2 separate regions of the Homo sapiens genome follow, and region 2 is linked to region 1. The links are chromatin loops, found by intact Hi-C in ENCODE. Cell type or tissue: GM12878. All regions are shown on one strand. Links, peaks and the distances in the headings refer to the core of each region. The heading gives the core; the rest is flanking DNA. Region 1 overlaps DLEU1 (deleted in lymphocytic leukemia 1). Region 2 overlaps DLEU1 (deleted in lymphocytic leukemia 1).

Region 1 (11,935 bases), core at 1,516-9,515:
ATGTAGTTGTTGCTCAACTAATGAGTGAAGGAACCAATACGGCCAAAAAATTTTTTGAAACGTGTGCCCTCCCTAGAAGGTCAGCTGGGGCCCCTGTTTTGCATGCACAGGCCTGCCCTGCCCTGCCACCCTACCAAGTTTCTTTGAGTTTGTAATTTGGTCTGAGACTAGAGATGTCATCTGATATGATATTCCCACCCAGGGAAAGTCACCTTGGGAGGAACTCTTGTTATCCCTGGTGCTCAGCAAAAGCCTGCTGGCTCCTTGAGTGCTGGGACACTCATGTCTCAACAAGGCACCGTCACTCTTGTGTCCCCGTGCCTAGAGCAGGGCCTGGCAGGCAGGCACTCAGGAACAACTTGATGAATTGAGTTGTTGAAGTCAGCTAAATCTTTCTGTACAGGTGCAAAACTTGCTGTTCAAAATAAATCCTAAACATGAAAACAGAAAGCTATAGACAAAATCCTAAGTTCCAGTGATCTCAGGGAGGCAAAACCTGTCATTCTTTGAAAGAACCTATTTGGATATGTATATGTTAATATATGTGTATGTATAAGTACACCTACATCTCTTCCATCTGACATGTTTTAATAGTGTGCTTATGGAGTGGGTTTCCGAAAAGAGCTAAGTCTAAAGGAGAGAACCTACAGTTTTCTCCCAAATGGGGGCATCTCACTATAGCATCATGGAGTTTGCTGTTTAACCTCTCTGTTAAGCAATTCAAGGAGTTACCTTCTATGGAGGTGGCTTCTCAGATTATTTTTTTCCTATAATATCCTCCTCCAGCTGCTTCTTGACAAAGAAGCACTTGTTTATTCACTCCACACAATTTTTTTTGCAAGTCTTTTCATTTTTGTTAATAAGTTTCATTTTCTATTTAGCTTTCTGACTCTGTGCTTGTGCCTTCAACACTTTCACAACGATTTTCTCTTCGTCGATAAGGAAAGCATGCTTGATCCTGTCATGAACACATTTAGCATACATGGAACCACCATAGGCCCTGCTGACATATTTCTTTGTTTTGGACAATCTCATAGGAATTTTAGGTCTTACAGCATGAACCCCTCAAAGTCTGCCTGGGCACATACCACATGTAGATTTTGGTGCTTTCCCAACCTTCTTGGTATAAAGGTAAATGATTCTATTACCAGGGGTTCCAGACAGCTTAGTTTTGTTAGAGGTTGTATTGTAGGAAAGCCTATGTTGGTGTGTCAAACGCAGGACCATTCTGAGTGCCTGCAGACAATGTCCCCGGAAGAGGAAGAAGAAAACCTTGCGAACCTTGCGAGGTCCTCCACATAATTTTTAATATTAAGATTGCTTGCTTATTTGTTTATTCTCTCTCTCTAGTCCCCCTCCCTGGACCCTCACCACCCTGCCCAGCACTAGGCACTAGGAGCACTCCATGAGGGCAGTGATTATGCCTTATTCCCCATTGAAACCTCAGCACCTTGTCCAATGCCTGGAACACAGAAAGATGCTTAATGTTGGTGTGCTTAATGAATGAATTGCTAGGAACAAATGACTTGTGAAAACACAGGGGTGCCTCTCCTGGCTTGGTTTATTACCCTGGATGCTGACAACCATCAGCACATGTGAAAAAACAATTTAAAATCAATTCTCTGGTGAATCAAGTTTTGGCAGTGGGTGATTGGTGTTTGGCCAATAGCCTCTCCTCGAAGGCATTATTCACACATAAGGCATAGAAGCCTGGCCGAGAGGTCTTCTTCTTTTTTTTTTTTTAACTTAGTATTGTAAAAAAAATTTTATTGTGGTAAAATACACATAAGATTTACAATCTTAACCCTTTTTAAGTGTACAGTTCAGTGGCATTAAGTATATTCACAGTGTTGTACAACCATCAGTCTCCAGAACTCATCTTCCCAAACAGAAACTCTGTACCCATGAAACACTAACTCCCCTCCTCCCTCCCCCAAACCCCTAGCAATGGCCATTCGACTTTCTGTCTCTATGAATTTGACTGCTCTAAGTACCTCTTATAAGTGGAATCACATGCTATTTGTCTTTTTGTGACTGTATTATTTCACTTAGCTTAATGTCCTTAAGATTCCTCTATGTTGCAGCATGAATCAGAACTCCCTTCCTTCTTAAGGCCAGATACTATTCCATTATCGGCATACCATACTTTGCTTATTTATTCATACATCCATGGACACTTGGGTTCTTCCACTTTTTGGTCATTGTGAATAATGCTGCTATGAAAATGTGTGTACAAATATCTGCTTTCAATTCTTTTGAGTATATACCTAGAAGTGGAATTACTGGATCATATAGTAGTTCTATCTTTAATTCTTTGAGGAACCTACATACTTTTTTCCATAGCGACTATACAGTTTCACATTGCTACCAATAGTGCAAAGAGTTCTGATTTCTTCACGTCCTCATCCACACTTTATTTTCTGGGTATTTTTTTTTTTTTTGGAAATAGCCCTCATAATGGGTGTGAGATAGTATCTCATTATGATTTTGATTTGTATTTTCCTAATGATTAGTGATGTTGAATATCCTTGCCATTTGTATATCTTTAGATAAACGTCTATATAAGTCCTTTGCCCATTTTTAAATTGGTTTCATTGTGTTTTAGGAATTTATATATTAGGTTGGTGCAAAAGTAATTGTGGTTTTTACCATTACTTTTATTGGCAAAAACTGCAATTACTTTTGTACCAATTTAATACTTTGAGTATTTATTCCTTATCAGATTCTGTGTTGCAACTATACATCAACTTAGAAAAAATGACATCTTAAAAATATTGAATCCTCCAATTCATGAGCAAGTATGTTTGTTCATTTATTAAGACCATCTTAAATTTTTTAGCAATGTTTTATTATTTTTGGTGTATAGCTTCTTTATATTTTTGTCAGATTTATTCCTAGAATTCTGTATTCTTTGATGTCATTGTAAATTGTATTGATTTTGAATTTCATGTTTGGATTTTTCATTGCTTATATACAAAATACAATTAATTTTGTATACTAGTATTGCAATGCTGTAATCTTGCTATATTAGTTAGCACACTTACTAGTTCTAGTAGCTTCTTTGTACATTCCGGCAGATTTTCCACACAGATGATCTTGTCATTTTCTTGCTTTTACTTCTCTATTTCCAATCTTTATGCCTTTAGTTTGGACTTCATTACATATTGTGCTGGTGGGAATCTTCAGTATAATGCTGAACAAAAGTGGTGAGAACAGATATCCTTGTTTTGTTCCTGATCTTAGGGGAAAGGAATTCAGTCTCTCACGATTAAGTGGGATGTTGGCTGTAGATTTTTTGTACATGTCCTTCGTTTATTTGAGGAACTTTTCTTCTGTTTCTAGTTTGCTAAGGGTTTTTATCAGAATGAAGGTTGCATGTTGTCAAATGCTTTTTATACATGTATTGAAATGATATATAGTTTTTCTTTTTTAGTTTGTTAATATGGTGAATTACAGTGATTGATTTTGGAATGTTAAATCGGCTTTGCATTCCTGGGACAAACCTCACTTGGTCATGATGTATTATCCCTTTTATATATTGTTGAATCTGATTTTCTAAAATTGCATTGAGAATTTTTACATCTGTTTTATGAAGAATATTAGGTTGTAGTTTTCTTTTCTTGAAATATTTTTGTTTAGTTTTGTTATCAGTGCAATGCTGGCCTTGCAGAATGAATTGGGAAATCTCCTCTCTTCTTTAATTTTCTGGAAGAGTCTACGTACAAATGGCATTATTTCTTCCTTAAATGTTTAGTTGAATTTACTTGCCATTAATCCCTTCCAGTGCAGTTTTTGTCTCTAGGAGTCTGATTTAGGTCTTTAAAAATAACTCCTCCATTTCTGTTAAACTTTTTGAATATATGGAATACAATTTTAATATCTTTTTAAATTCCTTTGCCTGTTAATTTTAACATCTGTGTCAGTTTTGGGTTGTTTTTGACTAATTTTTCTCCTCAATGTTTTCTCATTTCTTTGCATGCCCAATAACTTTTGTTTGAATGGCAGACATTGTGATGGTTATTTTTTTTTATTCCTATACATGTTTGGGCTTTGTTCTGAGATGCAGTTAAGTTACTTAGAAACTGATCCATTTATGGCTTACCTTTCATATTTGGAAAGCAAGACTAGAACATCGTTTAGCTTAGGGCTAATAACCTTCTACTACTGAGGCAACATCTTTCTGAATATTCTACTCAATTATATGTAAAATTATAAGGTTCTTCAATCTAGTTACTGGCAACAGTCACTTTTTCTGACCTCATGTGAGCTCCAGTTGCTGTTCTTTGTAATTCTTTTAGATGGTTCTTCCCCTGGTCTCTGCTAGCTTCCTCAGCTGTGTGCACTGATTAGTACTCTGTTGAATATTCAGGGGGACCATCTACAGATGTCTGATTCTCTTTCCCTGCAACTCTTTGTCCCCTCTCTGTCCTGCCAACTTTAGCCATGTTGGTCTTTCCAAACCCTTGCTTCATTTCTTCATTGTAGGGAATCGTTGAGCTGCACTGGAGTTTCTCATTCCTATGATATGGCCTGGAAACTTTCATGTCAGTAAGTTAGGGCTTTGGTAGGGTTCTTCTCATTCGTTTTCTATCTTATGTCTTCTGTTGGGTTCTGTCATGATGATTATTCACTATTGTGTTCACTTTCTTGTTTCATTGAACATATTTTTAATATTTTATCCAGTTTTTCTAGTTTGCTTTTGTAGATGGTTTGGTAGTAATTACCTAGTCTGCAATTATTGGAATAAGAGGCCTCAGACCTTTTAATTTCAACAAAGTTTTTTTCCAGAGAAGTGAGCAGCTATTTCAGGTCTGCTGGAGTCCTAAGGTAGAGTCCAATTGGGATTGAGAGCTGACCATCTGGCCAGTCTGCAAGTTCTTGCAGAAGAACCTACTGCTGAGGACTGAGGAGTGTGGGAGTGAGAGGGTGCTTGTTCTGAGGGGAGAAGGAGCCGGAAATGACAGCCTTGCTAGAGAACTGAATCATGGTTATCAGAGAGGAGGAGAAAGAGTGAGAATGCTGCCACATACTCATAGTTCTTTCCTGTTCAGATCCCATTCGATTTGTGAAGTGTGACATTGAGAGTCTGTTAAAATTGAAATGCACTTTTATAAAAATTCTGTAAAATATGGAGCCATAGGCTCTCTATCAACAGGTGGGAGTGAGAGGCAGTGAAATCTGAGTTATGACTGTTAAGGTGACTGTTTAAGTATACCCAGGCTGTGAGGCCTGGGGGAAATCAGGTTACACAGAAGCCAAGTTAACCCGGATCCAGCTCCACCTTGCAGAGTTTCGTTAACAGAAGGGGTCCTTGGTACAAACCCGCTGCCGGTCAGAAACTGGCCTGAGGCCAGAAACTCATTTTACCTTAACCTCAGAATGTCCATCAGATGATGAGGTTCTTGCCTAGGACGGATATTTTTCTAAGTTGGTACTCAGAGATTGACTTAAGAGTCCTTAAAATTTCACAATGAGTCACACATAAGGCCAGGTTTGCTGAAACCGAAAGTGTTGAAACTGCCTGGGGGCAATTTGTCGGTAACCTGTAGGCATTTGAGAAGCTATGAAAAGGATTAATATAATGCATAAAATGAAAGACAAGCAGTGGGGGTGGGGAGTGAGAAAACTATTTCCAGTGAACATAGCCCTAGTTCAGAAGACGAAATCTATATTTCACTCAGCAGAGGGTACAAATCTGTATTACATTAACTCAGCAATTCTAACCAAAACAAAGACAGGATGGCAAATATTTAAACAGTGATTAAACAGTGCCCAGGCAATAGGAAATGTCTGCTCTTGCCAACTGTTTGCTTGAATGAAATAAAATAAATAAGGGGCATACAAACTGTGTCTTCCTGGTTGTTCTCAGGGACCTTCTCTGGCATAGGGGCAGCTCCCTCAATCATGAACTTGAGTCTCATGGGTCCCATTAGAAATAGCCTAATGAGAAAGAACTCTGAAAACTGTTAATGGCTAACAGGGTACAGAATATGTATTTTTCTTTTAACGTATTTTACGTATATAAATGGCAGGGTACAATCAGAGCAGATTTCCCCACCAGGAGGTTGAATGCTTAATTCAAAACAAACGCCTATTGAATTTGATAGTAGATCTCTCCCCTCTCTCCCTAATTTGGCTTTTTGCCAGCTGTTAATCTAATTGCAGGGGTGGCAGCCTGAGATTCTGTGGCCCTCTAGGGCAACTCAAAGTACATATTGTCATTACTAATTATTATATAGTGTTGCTGTGATTAAAAGCACCACTGTCCTTTGAAAAGCCTCAAATGAGATGACAGCACAGAAGCACCTGAGTGTGCCCCATAAACTGATATTCTATTTGCTGTGCCATTAAAGTTCAACAATGCCATTATGTCTTAAGTGACAATGAAAAGTTCCCATTCCAGCTTTTAGTCAGAATGACCACAAGTTTGATGAAACCCCACTCAACCTCTTCTCCAGTCATCTTGAAAGTGAAGCTGTTTGGTGTGTTGGTGTGAGGTAACTAACCATGGTGCTACTATGCGCTTTTGTAGGCAGAGCTGGCCTGGTGACTTAATTCACATTGGGACACTTACTGTCACATTCATCGCACTGGATTAAATACTGCAACTGAACAGCCAAAAGAAGAGGTATCGCTATAGGTTGAGTGATATCTTCCCCTCAAAAGATGTGTAGAAGTCCTAATCCCCATTTCCTCAGAATGTGACGTTATTTGGCAATAAGGTCGTTGTAGATACAATTAGTTTAGATGAAGTCGTACTGGAGTAGGGTGGGTCCCAAACCAAGATAACTGGTGCCTTTATAGGAAGGGGAAATTTGTACACAGGGAGAACGTCTTGAACATAAAGACAGAGGTGGGGAGATGTAACTCCAATCCAAGGGATGCCAAAGATTGCCAGCCAACCACCAGAAGCCAGGAGAGAGACCTGGGACAGGTTCTCCCTCACAGCAGAGTGGGCTCATGTCTTAGCCTGTTTGAGCTGCTATAACAAAATACCATAAACTAGATGGCTTATAAACAACAGATATTTATTTTTCATAGTTCTGGAGGCTGGGAAGTCTGAGATCAAGATACCAGCAGATTCAGTGTCTAGTGAGGGCCCATTTCCTGGTCCACTGATGGTGCCTTCTGACTGTGTCCTCACATAGGGGAAGGGGCAAACTAGCTCTACGGGGTCTCTTTTATAAAGGTTCTAATCCCATTCATGAGGGCTCCTCCCTCATGGCTTCTCAAAAGTCACCACCTCCTAATACCATCAACTTGGAGGTTAGGATTTCAACATATGAGTTTTGAGGGGACACAAACATTCAGACCAGAGTAGCCCCTAACCCAATATGACTGGTGTCTTTATAAGAAGGTGGCTTTGTGAAGACAGAGACACATGAGGAGAATGCCACGTGACAACTAAGGCAGAGACTGGCATTAATGCAGTTACAAGCCAAAGAATGCCAGAAATTGCCAGTGAATCACCAGTAGCTAGGAGAGCAGCAAGGAAGGACACTCACCCGCAGGTTTAGGGGGGAACATGTCCCTGCTGACACCTCAATTTTACACCTCTAGCCTCCAGAATTGTGAGAGAATATGATTCTGTTTTAAGCTGCTCAATGTATGGTGCTTTGTTATGGTAGCCCTAGGAAAGGAATACAGTCAGGAACACTCTTGTCCATAGGCAACATGGGATGTAGCAATGTATGGCCAAATCTTTCTCCTCCCACCATACAGAACACATTCATTCAAAGAGTATAAATTGGCCCAAGCTTAATAGACATTCTCTTTTTTACTAGTGGGTCAACACAAGTATAGGCCAGGTTAGTTCTATAGATAAAACAGAATTTGAAATGTGTAATGTTAAAGCCAAAGGTCCAATGGCTATTTATTCCACATTCTATATAACTACCCTAACTCAAGCAGCCGCTCTAAAACCCCAGTGACTAGGACCCTGAAAAAGTGTTCTTTAAAGTGTCAGAACAGAGATTCAGACTCTCAGAATTTGCTGTTTCAGTTTGAGAAGATGAAGAGTTTGAAGATGAGAAGACTCAAATTTGAGTCCAGCACCCAGCTGCCAGTCTAGCAGCCCATTGTAGCCCCCAGAGAATGAAAATGGAATGCTTGGTCCAATCCCCATGGTGGGTGTCCTCCAGGAAGCTCTGGGGTTCCCAACTGGCCTCCAGCCATACCAGGGCCATATAGATTCCTTAAAATAAATATCTATTTGTGTGTTGCCTTTTGGTGGCTCTGATCATCTATAGCATCAAGTCTAAGCATGATGCTTGAATAAGCCTCCATGATTTATGCCCCCTCTGGGCTCTGGGCTCCTGTTGCATCACACTGTCCCTTTAGCTTTATATCTAGTTACACAAAATTACTTGTTGTTTCCACAATAAAGCCTTATGTGTCTTGTCTTTGTGACCTTAACTATCACTTAAATTGACAATGCCCTTTCCTTCTTTTCCTACTGAAACAACCCTAGTTAATCTTCAAAATATTCATAAGGGACACTTTCCTATGAAAGCCTTCTTTGACAACATCCTCCAGATAGACTTAATACCTTTTTTCTTTGTATAATTTTTTACCTGCTCCTTTACTGTGCATCTCAAACTATATTTAATAATTTGTTTATAATCATCTTTTAATTAAACTGTGAGATCCTTGAGGGCAGGAATTGTATTTTATTTATATAGGATGCCCAGTAGTAAGCATAGTGCCTATACCTGTACAGGTGATTAGTAACTGTTTAAATGAATTCTTCATTTAACAAATATTTCTTGAGACTTTTTATGTTGCAGGCATTGTTCTGGGCCTTGTAGATGTGGCAGTAGTCAAGAAAAACAAAGACCTTTCCTACCTGAAGCTTGTGTTCCGGTAGAGAAAATGGATAAACAGATAAAAATAATAGACATTGCATATACTTTCAAGTAATGATATGTGCTACGAAGAAGAAAAAAGGCAGTGTAGGAGGTTGTGGGTCGATGGGATTTCTCTTAGATTCACAAATCAAGAGGTGATCAAATGAAACTTAACCAAAAAAGACAATGACTTCTCTCTAACCAAACTTGATTACTGATAGTCTTTTTCCAAGTCAGCTTAATGTGCTGTTCAAGAGAATCAGTGTGGAAGGAAGGAAATGTGCAAGAGAGTCCTGTATCAGACACAGTGGGCAGGGAGCTTTACATCTCTCATCTTATTGGGCTTTGACAACACCCTTCAAGATAGGTGCTGTTGCAGATGAATGACAACCTGAACTTCAGGGAGGCCAAATAATGTGTCCATGTGGAGTGTCTGAGTGTGTAAGCCAAGGTTCAAACCCCGGCCATCCTGGGCCACTTGTCAACACCAGTTCTACAGTTGAATTCTATGAATACTTATCAGGTGCTGACTTCATGTCAAGCCCTGTTCTTCATGCTTAGCATACACCAGCAAATAGAATAGACAGAAATCCCTGCCATTTCAGAAAGTAACAAGTGTTGACAAGGATGTGGAGAAATTGAAACGCTTGTGCACTGTTGGTGGGAATGTAAAATGGCACAGGTACTATGGGAAACAGTATGGTAGATCCTCAGAAAATTAAAAATATAATTACCATATGATCCAATGATTCCATTTCTGGAAATATACCCAAAGGAATGGAAAGCAGGATCTTGAAGAGATATTTGTAGACTCATGTTCATAGCAGCATTAACCAAAAGGTAGAAGCAATGCAAGTACCCGTCAACAGGTGAATAGATAAATAAGATGTAGCCTATATGCATTTACCACACATGGAATATTATTAAGTCTTCAGAAGGAAGGAAATTATGACATATGCTATAACATGGCTGAACCTTGATGACATTATGTTAAGTGAAATAACCCAGTTACAAAAAGACAAATATATGGTTCTGCTTATATGAGGTACCTAGACCAGTCAAATTCATAGAGAAAGTAGAAGAGTGGTTGCCAGGGGCTGGCAAAAAGGGGAAGTGGGGAGTTAGTGTTTACCGGGTACAGAGCTTCAGTTTGAGAAGATGAAGAGTTCTGGAGACGTATAGTGGTGATGGTTGCACAACAGTGTGAATGTACTCAATGCCACTGAATTGTACACTTAAAAATGGTTAAAATAGTAAATTTCATATTATGTGTATTTCACCACAATTTAAAAAATCTCTGCCCTTGTGGAGCTCATGTTTTAGTTCAGGGACATGAACAGTGAACAGATTAAATATGTAAATCATAAGCTATTAGAAGGAGATGAGTGATATAGAAACAGAACAGATTGAAGAAGATTGGGAGGGCTGCGAGCAAGGAGAGTGTGTTTTCAGTTTTAAACGGGGTGGTTAGTTTCATGGTCTTCTTCAGCTAGAGTTAAAATAAGTCGTCAATAAAGCTTGTCAGCCATGAAACTGGGGTATCTTCCTTGGCATCCATGCTTTGCCCAGAACACTCTGACTTGTTGGAATCTTGAGTGGAAATTTAAAGTCTCTCAGAAATAACTTTCAAGTTTCAGTGTAGGAAGTCCAGAGCACACAGAGGGGAGGAGGGACTGTCACTGGGCAGCATCCAGAGGGACTTCATTTTCAGTGTGTGAGGGAGACAGCCAGGCGGGGCGTGCACATTCAGGGAATAATAAACAGTAAGAGGGAGAGGGCAGAAGACAGGTGGAGTGTGTTGGAGGTGGGTACACTAAGGCAAGGCAGGAGGCTCTAAAATTTGTAGGCTGGATGATGGGAAGTAAGTGCAGTGTTTAAATTTTTATTGTAAATTAGTTATTTACTCCATCCATTGATTCCTCTAGCCAGTGTTGGAGGGACCAGCTTGGCACGTGCTTCTGGGCTCCTTCCTGGGGATTGGGTGCAAGAATGGCTGCCCTCAGAGAATGAATCACAATCTGGTAGGAAAGTAAAAACATATGCACATTGGGAATATTTAAATAGCAAGGCTGTGTAGTTTATACCAAGATGAGTGATCCAGACAATAGATGCTGTAGACAAGGAAGACAGTCAAAATATCTGTCAAAATTTCTAACAGCCAGTACTGCACAGGCATCAGACTGGATTGCGATGGATGCCAATCCCATCAGAACACACTGTGGGAGTGGACAATCTGTACCCCATGAATATTAGCCCTGGTATGGCAGCATTGAAGAGCAAAGGTCTCTAGGGACTGGGGCCACTGCGCAACAGTTCAGGGAGGAGATAGAACTCAGACTGAGCCTGGAGAGGTGGGGAGGGAGAGAGAAGCGGGAATAATTAAATTAGTTTCATGATGTAAGTAGGATTCTTAGAAGATTATTCTGACAGATATGTGTGGCATGGAGTAGAGTGGGAGGAATGAAGGAAGAAAATTGGTGAGGAGGCTGTTCTAGGAATTGAGGTGTGAGATGAGAAGAATGGAGGACTCCCTATTGGAGAGAAAGGCTTGACCCGTGAGCCAGGGAGAGCTGAGCGGCGAAGAGTAACTTGGAATTATTCCGCCAAGAGCCAAAGTATTTATTTCTTACCACGAATTGTTAAAATGTGACTATGAAGAGTAGTAAAAGCATAATAAGGTGTGAACTTAAACCCTTGACACTCTTTCCTCTCCCTTCCCTGAAATTCCTCTCTTAAGATCCAACAAGGGACTTGAAAAATAATATTGTGAAAATGGCTTGCAAGACACAGCTGGATTCCTCACAGGACTAGCTTTGTTAGCAGAAATTGCTCTAGGATCTGCAGTATGCAGAGCACAGGGGTGGGCAGATCAACCTCAGCCTCTGGATTGGGTTTGGGAGAAAGTCTCTTTAAAGCCCCCAGCACTATTCCTGGGAAGCCCCACTTTAGGAGTTATGTCCCGGGAAGGTTCCTGACCTGCTGTCCTAGCAAAGCCCAAGCTTCCCTTCTTGTCAAAGTTGGACTTGGGCACCCTGCTGTTCAGCTCTCCACCTAGGCAAGCTTTGTGTAGCGTTCAGGAGGCTCTAAGA
Region 2 (11,935 bases), core at 2,563-10,562, 120 kb before region 1:
TTGCTGAATAAAAATATATGAAAATCTGTCAAATAAAGGGTTTAAAAAAGCTGGACTAAAATGTTGAAAATGATTAAAGCTGGGTGATGGGTTCATGGGAGTCTACTAGACTATTCTCCTCTACATTTGTGTGTGATTGAGAAATTTTATAACAAAAGCTTAAAAAAATAACAAAGAAGACTAGACACTGTAATCACTGGAAATAACCAGACATTAAAAAATCTTTGTTTCCCTTTTTGTTACAGGGCAAGCAAGTAAAAAGACATTTTATATTACTAAACACTATCATATGCTAGACAGTAGTAAAACTATAGTCCCCAAGTTTATCTTTGAAGGACTCCAATGGCAAGATTTTTAATAAACAAAGCTGATCATCTCATCTGTATCATTATTTCTTATTATCACTCTATTATCATGGACTCCCAGGAATCTTGGAGATGAATTTGTTCACCTCCTCTAAGAGGAATCATCATCATTGTCCACTCCCTGTCAGCACTTTTTTTTGAGATGGAGTTTTACTCTTGTTGTCCAGGTTGGAGTGCAATGGCATGATCTGAGCTCACTGCAACCTCTGCCTCCTTGGTTCAAGTGATTCTCCTGCCTCAGCCTCCCGAGTAGCTGGGCCTACAGGCACGTGCCACCACGCCTGGCTAATTTTTGTACTTTTAGTAGAGTCAGGGTTTCACCATGTTGGCCAGGCTGGTCTTGAGCTCTTGACCTCAGGAGATCCGCCCGCCTCAGACTCCCAAAGTGCTGGGATTACAGACTTGAGCCACCGCACCCGGCCCACTATTTTTTTTTTTTTTTTTTTTTTTTTTTGGAGACAGAGTCTTGCTCTTTCACCAAGACTGGAGTGCAGAGGCACAATCTTGGCTTACTGCAACCTTCACCCCCTGGGTTCAAGCAATTCTCCTGCCTCAGCCTCCTGAGTAGCTGAGATTACAGGCACTTGCCACAATGCCTGGCTAATTTTTATATTTTCTAGTAGAGACGGGGTTTTGCCACGTTGACCAGGCTTGTCTTGAACTCCTGAGCTCAAGTGATACTCCAGCCTGGGCCTCTTAAAATGCTGGGATTACAGGCATGAGCCACTGTGCCCGACCCCTGTCAGCAGTTTTGCTCTTCCCCTCTCTCCCTCCAGGCCAGAGGCCATGATCTACATCCAACTTCTCTGCAAATTCCTGAACTCTGACTCGATTGTCCCTGTCAATCCTGCCTTTGTGTCTTCCCTTTGAACCTCACTTTCTGATTCTCCTGGCTTCTCTTCTTGACTGTCCCTTCTTGTCTTGCCCCGTTCAGGTGTAGGAACCTGGCCTCAGTCCTAATGAGGCTCCTTCAGGATGCAGCCTCTGTGAGCTGCTTTTGGCTTGTCATGTAACAGCTCTGGCTAGGACTGTGCTGTGTAGGGAGTACCGTCCAGGCACCCAGGGTTGCTGGTCATTACTTTCCTCCTGGCCCCCTGCCCTTTGGGTATGCATGACCTGATAAGGAGCTTAAGGAAACCCACATTAATAGCACTAAATTAGGCTCTATGGAAAGAGAACTCCACAGTCAGGATCTTTGTGCACTCAGGACGGGAAGCATGGACACCCTGGAGAGCATTTGTATTAACATGGGCATTTAAAAAGGTCATACAGCTTGGCGCAGTGGCTCATGCCTGTAATCCCCACACTTTGGGAGGCTGAGATGGGAGGATTGCTTGAGCCCAGGAATTCAAGACCAGCCTGGGCAACATAGAGAGACCTTGTCTCTAAAAAAAGAAAAAAGAAAGAAATTTACTAGATGTGGTGGTGCATACCTGTAGTCCCAGCTACTTGGAGGCTGAGGTGGGGAGGATCACTGAAGCCCAGGAGTTCAAGGCTGCGGTGTGCCATGATTACACTACTGTACTCCAGCCTGGGTGACAGAGTGAGACCCTGTCTCTAAAATAAATAAGTAAGCAAGTAAGTAAGTAAATAAATAAAGAAATAAAATGTTATACAGTTGCTTCTCATTATTCATGGTAGTTATGGTCTGTAAAGTTGCCATGAATACTGAATTAGTGAATACTGAAACATCCCATCTGGGGTAAATACAGCTTCTGGTCACAACAGTTCCTCAACTGATCAATACGTAATCTTGTTTTATGTGTATTTCTATTTAAAAAGACGTTATTACTTATGTATTGTTGATTTATTAACATTGAACTTAGAGCCTACAGCACTATTCCTGAAAAGTTAATTCCAGAATGAAGCTAATCTAACATACATATTTTCTCCTGAGGCACATTTCAGCCTTCTTGCACTTAGAAACACTAGTCAGAATGTTAGCACTATACTTGGGGTCCATTTTAAACAGTGAAATCAGCAAAAAAAGCACAAAAATGCAAAAAACGTAGCACAGCAAAAAGGACACTTGTTTATACTACAAGAGCTGAAACAAGAACACAGTGTGTTGCTTTGTTTGACCTCAGCTAGGAATGTGTGCATTGGGTGACTCAAATTTTATGCGGCTCTGCGCATGTCTGCAAATGTCCACGAAAGTGCTGTATTGATTTGGGGGTTATAAAAAAATTTTAGTGAGCAAGGGAATTCACAAATACAGAATCCATAAATAATGAGAATCAACTGTATCTCCATTAAGTTAGCATGATATGTCATTATATTTAATAAAACAAAACATGCAATTTACTATATGTATGTTATAAAATATATGTAGCCATGTAAAATCGTGGTTCTTAATTCCATATCTTTGAGCCAGGATATCTGAGATGATAAAATTAGATTTCTAGATGAGCTATAAAAATTTAAAATATATAATCTCAGGCTTTACATCTTTAGGCTGTAGATGTTTATCTACTTCTGTATACTTTATATACATATGATATCATATATTTTACCACATGTATAAGTGTACAATCTTAAATCTTCCTTTATTGCAGTGGAAAAAGTTGAACTGAGACAATTTTCAGTGATTATCTGAAATATCATGTTTATATTTAAAGAATATATTAAAATCTAAACACTATAAATCTGACCTAAAATATTTTTTATTTCCTCCTTCACCTTGGTGAAGAGTTGTGAGCAGAAGGTATATATTATTATTATCACACCATAAAAACTATTTCCAAATTTACGTCTCCAATCTCTTCAAAGGACAGAAAACTTTCACATTTAAAATACTATGAAGATAAAGTGCCTTAGCTTTAAGCAAAAAATTAACCATTCCAAGGGCAGTGATCATATGGAATACATTATTAGGAGCTTTCCCAGAGAAACAAAAGAGAATTTAGTCAAAATTTTGGTTCAGCAAAACAAGGGATAGGAAAATGAAGGTTTCAGAATAGGAAGGCACACTGAACTCTGCAGCTGGAGTTTCCTCAGATGTATTTCTGTTTCCCTAGTCTCGAGAGCTGGGCTTTTGCAACTCACTGTTATAGGGTGATTATATCATTGTCACTTCATCTTCCATGGGTGCAGCAGGATGGTGGAATTTTGGGGGTGGCATGTTTTCAGTGCATTGTGGTCATGAGAAGAGTCCCTCTTTAGAAACTACTGATGCTTGATGCAGTGGTAGAAAAAACTATCCAGGAAGATAAACTAGGGCGATATATAATCTTTTCCCGCTAGCCATCCAAAATTTTCCTAAATATTACATAGACAAGGAAAATAAAGCATTAAAAGTCCATCTAGATACTAAGGAGGAGTAGGGAAAGACATTACAAAACACAAAATAACTACAGTCATGTGCCAAATAATGACATTTGGGTCAACAACAGACCTCATATACAACACTGGTCCCATGAGATTATAATGGAGCTGAAAAATTCCTATCACCTAGTGATGTCGTAGCTATCATGATATTGTAGGGCAATATATTACTCACGTGTTTGTGGTGATGCTGGTGTAAACAAACCTACCATGCTACCAGTCATATAAAAGCACCTATAATTATGTACAGTACATAATACTTACTAATGCTAATAAATGACTGTTACTGGTTTACGTATTTACTATACTATTTATCGTTATGTTAGAGTGTACTCCTTCTACTTATATTTTAAAAAGTTAATTGTAAAACAGCTTCAGGCAGGTCCTTCAGGAAGTATCCAGAAGAAGGTGTTGTTATCATAGGAGATGACGGCTCACACATGTTACTGCCCCTGAAGACTTCCTTTGGGATAAGATATGGATGTGGAAGACAATGATATTGATAATCCTGACTCTGTGTAGGCCAAGGCTAATGTGTGCTTTTGTGTTCTGGTTTTTAACAAAAATGTTTACATTAAAAAAATTAAAAAACAGAAAAAAGCATATAGAATAAGGATATAAAGGACGAATGTTTTGTACAACTGTACAATGTGTTTGTGTTTTAAACCAAATATTTTTATAAAAGTCAAAAAGGCTAAAAAATGAAAGTTACAAAGAAAAAAGTTACAGTAAGGTAAAGTCAATTTATTATTAAAGAAAGAAAAATCTTTTTTATAAATCTAGGGTTGCCTAAGTGTAGGTGTTTCTAAAGTCTACAGTAGTGAACAATCATTACTAGGCCGTCACATTCACTCCCCACTCACTCACCGACTCACCCAGAGCAAATTCTGGTCCTGCAAGCTCCATTCATGGTAAGTGCCCTATACAGGTGCACCATTTTTCATCTTTTATACTGTGTTTTTACTATCAGCGATACATCTCTCATCCCCCAGTGTGTGGTCAGGCTCACTGAGCAGATTCCACTGAAAATAGTCTTCGTTTTGCACACTTAAAAATTCTTTCCAAACAAGTGTTTCTTTTTAACATTCCCAAAGCAGATTGACTTTTTGAGTTTTGTATTGCTTCCAACTCTCTCAATGTCAGAGGCCTCAAATTAATTCCAACATCCCCTTGCTGTTTTCCCTTAAGAAGCTGTGATGGTGTTGCATTCACTTTGGATTCAGTCCATTTGTGTTTATTGGAAGGCCCCTTGAATCAGCATTTCCACTGCTCTCCCACATTTGTCATGGTCCTAGAAATGCTTATGATTAGGATGGGGATCTTGATAGTAGTCTCCATCACCTTTACTTCATCCCATGGTTATGAACAGTTGTATCCAGTTAAAATAAGAAAGAAGTCATGTGGAAAAAAGGGGGACAATTGAATATTATTAGAGCCTCAAGGAAGGAAGGAAGGCCACAGGGTGAAAACCATTGCATATTAAGTAGCTAAGCCTAATAGAAGCCAAAGGAAACAGCAGCAAACTGTTACAGAAAATTCTTTTGAACTGCCCTCCGCCCACTCTCTCCCCGCTGCTGTTGGTGACACGTGGACAGAAATCCCCCTGCACGTAGACACACATATGCCTGCCTTGACTTCTGATTGACCTTATCCCTTGAACATCAGGCTTAGGCCACTTTCATGGATTCTCATGTGAACGTTCATGCCTAATGCCTGACTGCATGCCCTCCGCACCAGCCACTAATAAGAAGAAGGAGGCTTCCCCTGGCCACCCAAGATGAGGCAGTGCCCACCTTCCCTCTTGTCACATTCTATTACATCATCACATTTTATTTCTCTGCCTAGGACTTACCACTGTCTCGTGTATTCATTAGTTGACTTGTTTATTATCTGTCTTCCCCAACCAGAATGTAATTCTGCGGAGAGGCTCTGTCTGGTTTAGTGTAATCTCCAAGGCCTAGCACTGTCCTTGGCATGGAGTAGCCCCCAGGAAATATTCGTTGACTGACTGACTATGAAATGGTGGAAGAGGAACTTTGCTCCATGAGTTGTGAGTGTATGCACAGCACAGGTGTTCAGAGTGATTTTCCCTCCCCCACGTTCACTACAAAAAGTACCCTCAGTTACAGGCCCAGGGGTAATGGCATCACCGCATTGTTGACTCAACTTGTAACTGACTTCTAGCTCTGTTTCTGACTTAGTTTTGGCCTTTGGGACAGGTCAGGAGGGTGCAGCAAAAACAAATACACCAGATGACTAGAAGCTGGGATCTTGGGTTGCAGGCTTGGTTTCAGCTCTGACTCACTGTGTAAACCATGGGTGACTCACTTAACCTCTCTAATTCTGCTTCTTCATCCATCAAATATAGAGGTTAGATAGATGACACTTCAGATCCCTTGTAATTCTTCCATTCTATAATGTTCCCCTTTACCTTTCTTTAAGTGTGAGCACAGCCTAGTCTCTTCATGCAGGAGTAAACGTACTTACAAAATGTCCTGCAACACTTAGGGAAATGCCACCACAAACATTCCGAGAGCAGCATTGCTGTGAACTGCACCACTCTCCTTTTGTTCCATTGAAGATTTCAGAACACATGCTTCTTTGCTCTGCACTTTAGGAATCTTTGTACTTGAAGTGGATTATCCTTTATTTTTATATAGCATTTAATCTGAGGATATCAAGATTTATTTGCAACCTGCCATTGAGTACTATTGTTTTTTAAAAAATGAAAGGATGACTTGCTGAAATTATAAGAATCACTCATACTGTAGTTGTAGCTGTGTAGCTGTTGATGCTACACATTGGAAATTCAGTTACAAAATAGTGATTGATTGATTGATTGATTGATTGAGATGGGGTCTCGCTCTGTCACCTAGGCTGGAGTGCAATGGCACAATCTTGGCTCACTGCAACCTCCGCCTCCCAGGTTGAAACAATTCTCCCACCTCAGCCTCTTGGGTAGCTGGGACTAAAGGCGTGCGCCACCATGCGGGGCTAATTTTTGTATTTTTTAGTAGAAACGGGGTTTCACCTTGTTGGCCAGACTGCTCTCGAACTCCTGACCTCAAGTGATCTGCCTGTCTCGGCCTCCCAAAGTGCTGGGATTACAGGTGTGAACCATCACGCCCAGCCAAATATTTATTTTTTAAATTAATACATGCACAGCAGAATTCCATGATAAACACCTGCTTATTACATGAATTAAGTCTATCACTTGCCAAAATGTCTGAGCCCCACAAATGACTGGGTCTACTGAGTATGCTTCCCGACACTTTTATTTTTATTTATTTATTTATTTTTTGAGATGGAGTCTCCTTCTGTTACCCAGGCTGGAGTGCAGTGGTGCAATCTCACTGCAACCTCCACCTCCTGGGTTCAAGTGATTCTCCAGCCTCAGCCTCCCGAGTAACTGGGCTTACAGGCGGGTGCCACTACGCGGGGATAATTTTTGTATTTTTTGTAGAGACAGGGTTCCGCCATATTGCTTGGGCTGGTCTTGAACTCCTGGGCCCAAGCGATCCGCCCACCTCAGCCTCCCAAAGTGCTGGGATTACAGGCGTGAGCCACTGCCCCCGGCGCCAACACTCATTTGCTCTTCAACCAACTGAGATTTGACTCTTTCTCTTTAGTTTGCTGAATCTTCTGTTGCTTTATAATGGCTGTTGCCATCTAAAATCCAAACTTACGGTCGTGTGTTAATTTCTATCTTATTTGATAGATTCACAGCAGGTTTTTGTGCCTTCTTACTAGGTCCCACTTGGCATTCATGCTGGGTTACACATCTATGTTCTGTACACTCTTTTCTGTGTACCTGGGATGTGTTCTCAATCTCATCTGCCTGGCAAACCCATTTTTGAAGATACTACTCAAACATTTCATCCTCTTTGAAGCCTTTCTGACCCACTCTTCCTGTGCTGGGAACAACTGGCTTCTCTTTTCTGAACTAATGTTATGCCAATAAACACCAGAGTAAGGGAATTTATTCCATATTCCATTATTTCTTTTTGCATGTCTGTATCACCTACTGAGAATTCATTGTGGATAATGATTTTCTTTTTAATTTTTATATTCTTAGGCATTGCCTAGTGCTCTCAATAAGTATTTGTTGAATAAATAAATGAATGAATTACTGAAAATACAGTGACTTAATTTCTGGCCCCAACACTTACGTTTTAGAAAGGTTTTGATCTCTGCCTGTGAAATGCTCTTTGAAATGGCTTTCTGAGTAGTAATGGGATTGGAAGAGTTCGGAGAATTCCATGTATCCTATGGTGATGTCTGGAGTGAAACATGGTATGAATCAAATTGCATTTTAGTTTAAATTAACTCATCCAATTAAGAGAAGTTAATTAGATTAACCTGCCAGCAAGGGATTAGAACTGGTATTATGATGACTAGTTTCTTCCTCATAATAATGAATGTGAAATTTCACTAATGGAGTGAAATTTGTGCAGCCACCCATGGATTGATTGAATTGGCAAAAATTCAAATAAGTTAAAAAAATATGGCTCTCATTGCTTTTGACTAATTTATAATTTTTAATTGAAAAAATGATTTATTATCAGTGTTAAAGAAGACTTAAAGAAATAAATAAATCACTGATAAATCTGTCATCCTAAGCAGCAGATGTTTTTGAGTTAAATATAACTTTTGCATACATGTATATTTTTATATAGTTGTATCATGGTATGTTTTTCATTTTTCTATAGGCTTCCCATATGTGATCATCTATAATGAATGTATAGCAATATTTACCAAAATATATTCTACAGAATGCTATTTTCTTGAGATTTAATTGACATTACTTGGGGATAATAAAACATCACTGAAGTCAAATAAGTTTGGGAAATTATAAAAGTAAACAAATTTCTTCACTGTAGTATTTCTGAAAGCCTATAATATTGTAAAATGCTTTTTTAAAAGATGAGGATTTGACACATATTCTCCAAATTAATATTTACGTGAAATGTTTTCTTTTTACACTATGAAAAACTGTCACACTAAAAACTGTTTAGAACATACTTTGGGAATCAGTGATGGGTAGAATTCTGTGGTGCTGCAATAACCTAATTTACTACCCCATTCCTCTACTGTTGGACAAGGATGTTCAAACCCAAGTTTCTTAACGTGGTCGACACATCCATGTAGGGTCTGGTCCCTCTTGGCCTCATCTCCCACCCTCTTCCCCCTTGCTCACTGTGCTCTTAACACCTTGGTTTCCTTCAGTTTCTGGAACTCACTAACCTCTGCCCCCATGTCAGGCAGGGCTTTTGCACATGCTAATTTGCCTCTTATAGATAATAGTACTTTTTTTTTTTTGAGATGGAGTCTCACTCTGTTACCCAGACTGGAGTGCAGTGGCATGATCTCGGCTCTACAACCTCCGCCTCCCAGGTTCAGGTGATTCTCCTGCCTCAGCCTCCCAAGTAGCTGGGACTACAGGCATGCACCACTACACTCAGCTAATTTTTGTAGTTTTAGTAGAGATGGGGTTTCACCATGTTGGTTGGCCAGGATGGTCTCTATCTCTTGACCTCGTGATCCACCCACCTCAGACTCCCAAAGTGCTGGGATTATAGGCATGAGCCACCATGCCCACTCTGATAAATAGTACATTTATCATGTTTCCTTTTATCGAATTATTTCCCAACTTACTACCCATTTTCAGGAGACATAATTAGTAACATAAAGAAATCTAGTACTATTGGTTTCATTTTGAACCAGCACTGTGCTGCATGGCATTTTCCTGTCTTTCCAGTAACAGCCAATCACAGCTCACTATTATGGATGTCAGCCTCAACAAAACCAAAAGAGCAAGGCACATAATCGATCACAATGCCAAGACCAGTGACTTTCAGATCAGTTATTCTATTCTCTCTGTGGATGAGATCCATTGAGGGTCGGCCAGATGTCTTTTTTCAGGGGTTTTTCAGAATATATGTTTCATGTTGTTACACATCATTGCTCACAAGGATTTTGCTCAGTGTGACAAGGAAGTGGCAGTTTGCTTGCTCCTTCCACACTCTTGAAGGCCTATGGTGCTCTAAAGGAAGTGAAGGGTGACTGTTGACCTAGTTAGAGCAGCCTCCCAAGAATGCAAAATGAGACCTGGGGGACACACATCCTACTCTGTATTTTGCAGCTCATCAGTAATTTTATTAGGAAAGAAGATGAAAGTATAGAAGGAATAATTATCAAAAAGTATAAGTGACCCCAAATCATAGAGTAAGGTTTTTGGTCTAACCCATTGATTTTACAGATGAGGAATGGCAGATCCAGGGCTGAGACCACAACACAACTTCAGGAGGAGGCATTCGCATAGACAATGGGATGAATGGGGCCCCCTGGAGTTGTTCAGTGGGTTAGCCCTGTTCAGAGAAGTTAAGAGACTTGTCCAAGGTCACTTTGTAGGTTTAGCCTGCTGTTCTTTTGTGTTTGATGATAGAATAGGCATGAACTAGAGAATTACAATTTGGACTGGCTACAGTGATAGTCTAAAATTAGTGTAAAGCCAAAAGTATAAACTCAGTTTAAGTTTTGAAATGAATTGACTCAATCAAGGTGGGGGACATATTGGCTTGACAGCATTTAAATTAAAAAAGTCTCAGTGAGGAGTTAGTTGGCCATAAGCACTGTGTTAGGCAACCTGAGGTCTGCAGTGGTAAAGTGATTTATTGGAATCCTATGCTGGAGTGATAGAGACAGTGCATCCCACACCCCTGTACTGACTAGGACGCAACTGAAATTTTGCACTGAGTTCAAGGAGTCATATTTTTTAAAGGGACAATAATAAATCTTTGATCTCCAAGGTCATGTGCAGGGCACTTAGTACCAACTCAATGGATGTTTATTCAGTTAGTTTGTTGCTAAACTAACTATGCTGTATGTAAAGTGCCTGACACATAGTAGGTGCCCAGAAATGTTAGTTTTTATTCTCTTTTCCGGAGGAGGACAATGAGATTGCTATAGATTCTTGCAAACATGCTGACTAAAGAACCCGTGAGGAAGTTAGGAATTACTGTGAATCTTTGAGTCTTCTAACACTGAGAGCCTGATTCTCTGCTTTATTTAAATAATAATAAACAGGATTTATTATTAAGATCTCATTGGAACTGTAGAAATGTCAGTGAGTCTCCCTCCCTCCCTCACTCCCTTCCTCTCTTTCTTCCTCCCTTCCTCACTTCCTTCCTTCCTTCCTCATTATTGATTATCCTGGCAATGTGTTACACTCTGGGAATTCAAAAATTAGTGATTTATGATTACTCTTAAGGGACAGACATGGAAACAAACACATTACAATATAGTGTGATAGTTGCAGCAATAGAAGCACGTGGACAGCACAGATATAATAATTCAATTCAACACATACTTGCTGTGAGAACTTCTATGTACCAGGCACTGTGCTAAGCTCTGAGAATACAGCTGAACACAAGACAGACACATCTCTTGGGGGGAGATAGACATTAAATAATTAATTACATATGTGGAAGTATTCCACAAGCTACCATGAGAATGAGGGTTGTGAGAAAAGAAAGGCTTCGCTGAAGAAGTAGTGTTTGAGCTGAGGCTGAATAAAGTGTAGAGATTGGCCAAGCGTGAAGGGAGGGGAAGAGAATCCCAGCGAGATGTCACCAGTGAACTTCCCTAAAGCCCCGTCATCAAGCTTCCCTGAAATCGTTTTTGTAAAGAACCTTTTTTTTTTTTTTTTTTTTTAGAGATAAGGTCTTGCTTTATTGCCCAGGCTGGAGTGCTGTGGCATGATCAGAGTTCACTGTAACCTCGAACTTCTGGGCTCAAGCGATCCTCCTGCTTCAGCCTCCTGAGTAGCTAGGACTACAGCCATGTACCACCATGCCTGGGTAATTATCTTTTTCTTTTCCATAAAGACATGATTTCACTCTGTTGCCCAGGCTGGTCTCAAACTCCTGGCCTCAAGTGATCCTCTTGCCTTGATCTTCCAAAGGGCTGGGATTACAGGTATGAGTTACCACACCTGCTGATTTCCGTGAAATCTAAATGTTCTTTTGCAAAGTTCGTGTGTGAGGATCACTTCAAGTTTTTCTCATATTTGCTGGAGAGAGAAATAATCCAAGATGCACATAGAGGTATTATAGTAAACTTGGAGACTCATGCTTGTTTTGGCAGTGTTGGTGTGACTTACAGACAAAATAGAAGGTCTTGTTTGTTATGAATTAAAGAGTTTGGAGCAGATCTTCCACACTTATATGGAGATTCATTTCTTAGGG

What was found. Peaks named below come from ENCODE experiments on the same cell type or tissue, not always from the same donor. Only the 100,000 strongest peaks of a DNase experiment are listed, where the experiment ranks them.
Region 2: it touches region 1 in a loop (5-fold over the local background); 7 of 110 quality-filtered maps call a loop at or near these places.

The regions. Positions count from the first base shown.
Region 1 is chr13:50,360,537-50,372,471 of GRCh38, forward strand. The region is part of intron 2 of DLEU1 (deleted in lymphocytic leukemia 1); the gene reads left to right. It also overlaps the pseudogene RPL34P26. Among named protein-coding and RNA genes, the nearest start is that of DLEU1-AS1, 160 kb to the right of the region's middle. RefSeq lists a silencer at 6,297-6,591. In GM12878, for the core only: no CTCF peak of the experiment used is centred there; DNase peaks (open chromatin) are centred at 5,445 and 6,445.
Region 2 is chr13:50,239,290-50,251,224 of GRCh38, forward strand. The region is part of intron 2 of DLEU1 (deleted in lymphocytic leukemia 1); the gene reads left to right. LOC124900337 (a long non-coding RNA gene) reads left to right here. Exons shown (of 2, transcript XR_007063796.1): 2 at 1-55. Among named protein-coding and RNA genes, the nearest start is that of DLEU2, 120 kb to the left of the region's middle. RefSeq lists enhancers at 4,928-6,127, 9,766-10,281. In GM12878, for the core only: no CTCF peak of the experiment used is centred there; a DNase peak (open chromatin) is centred at 5,912.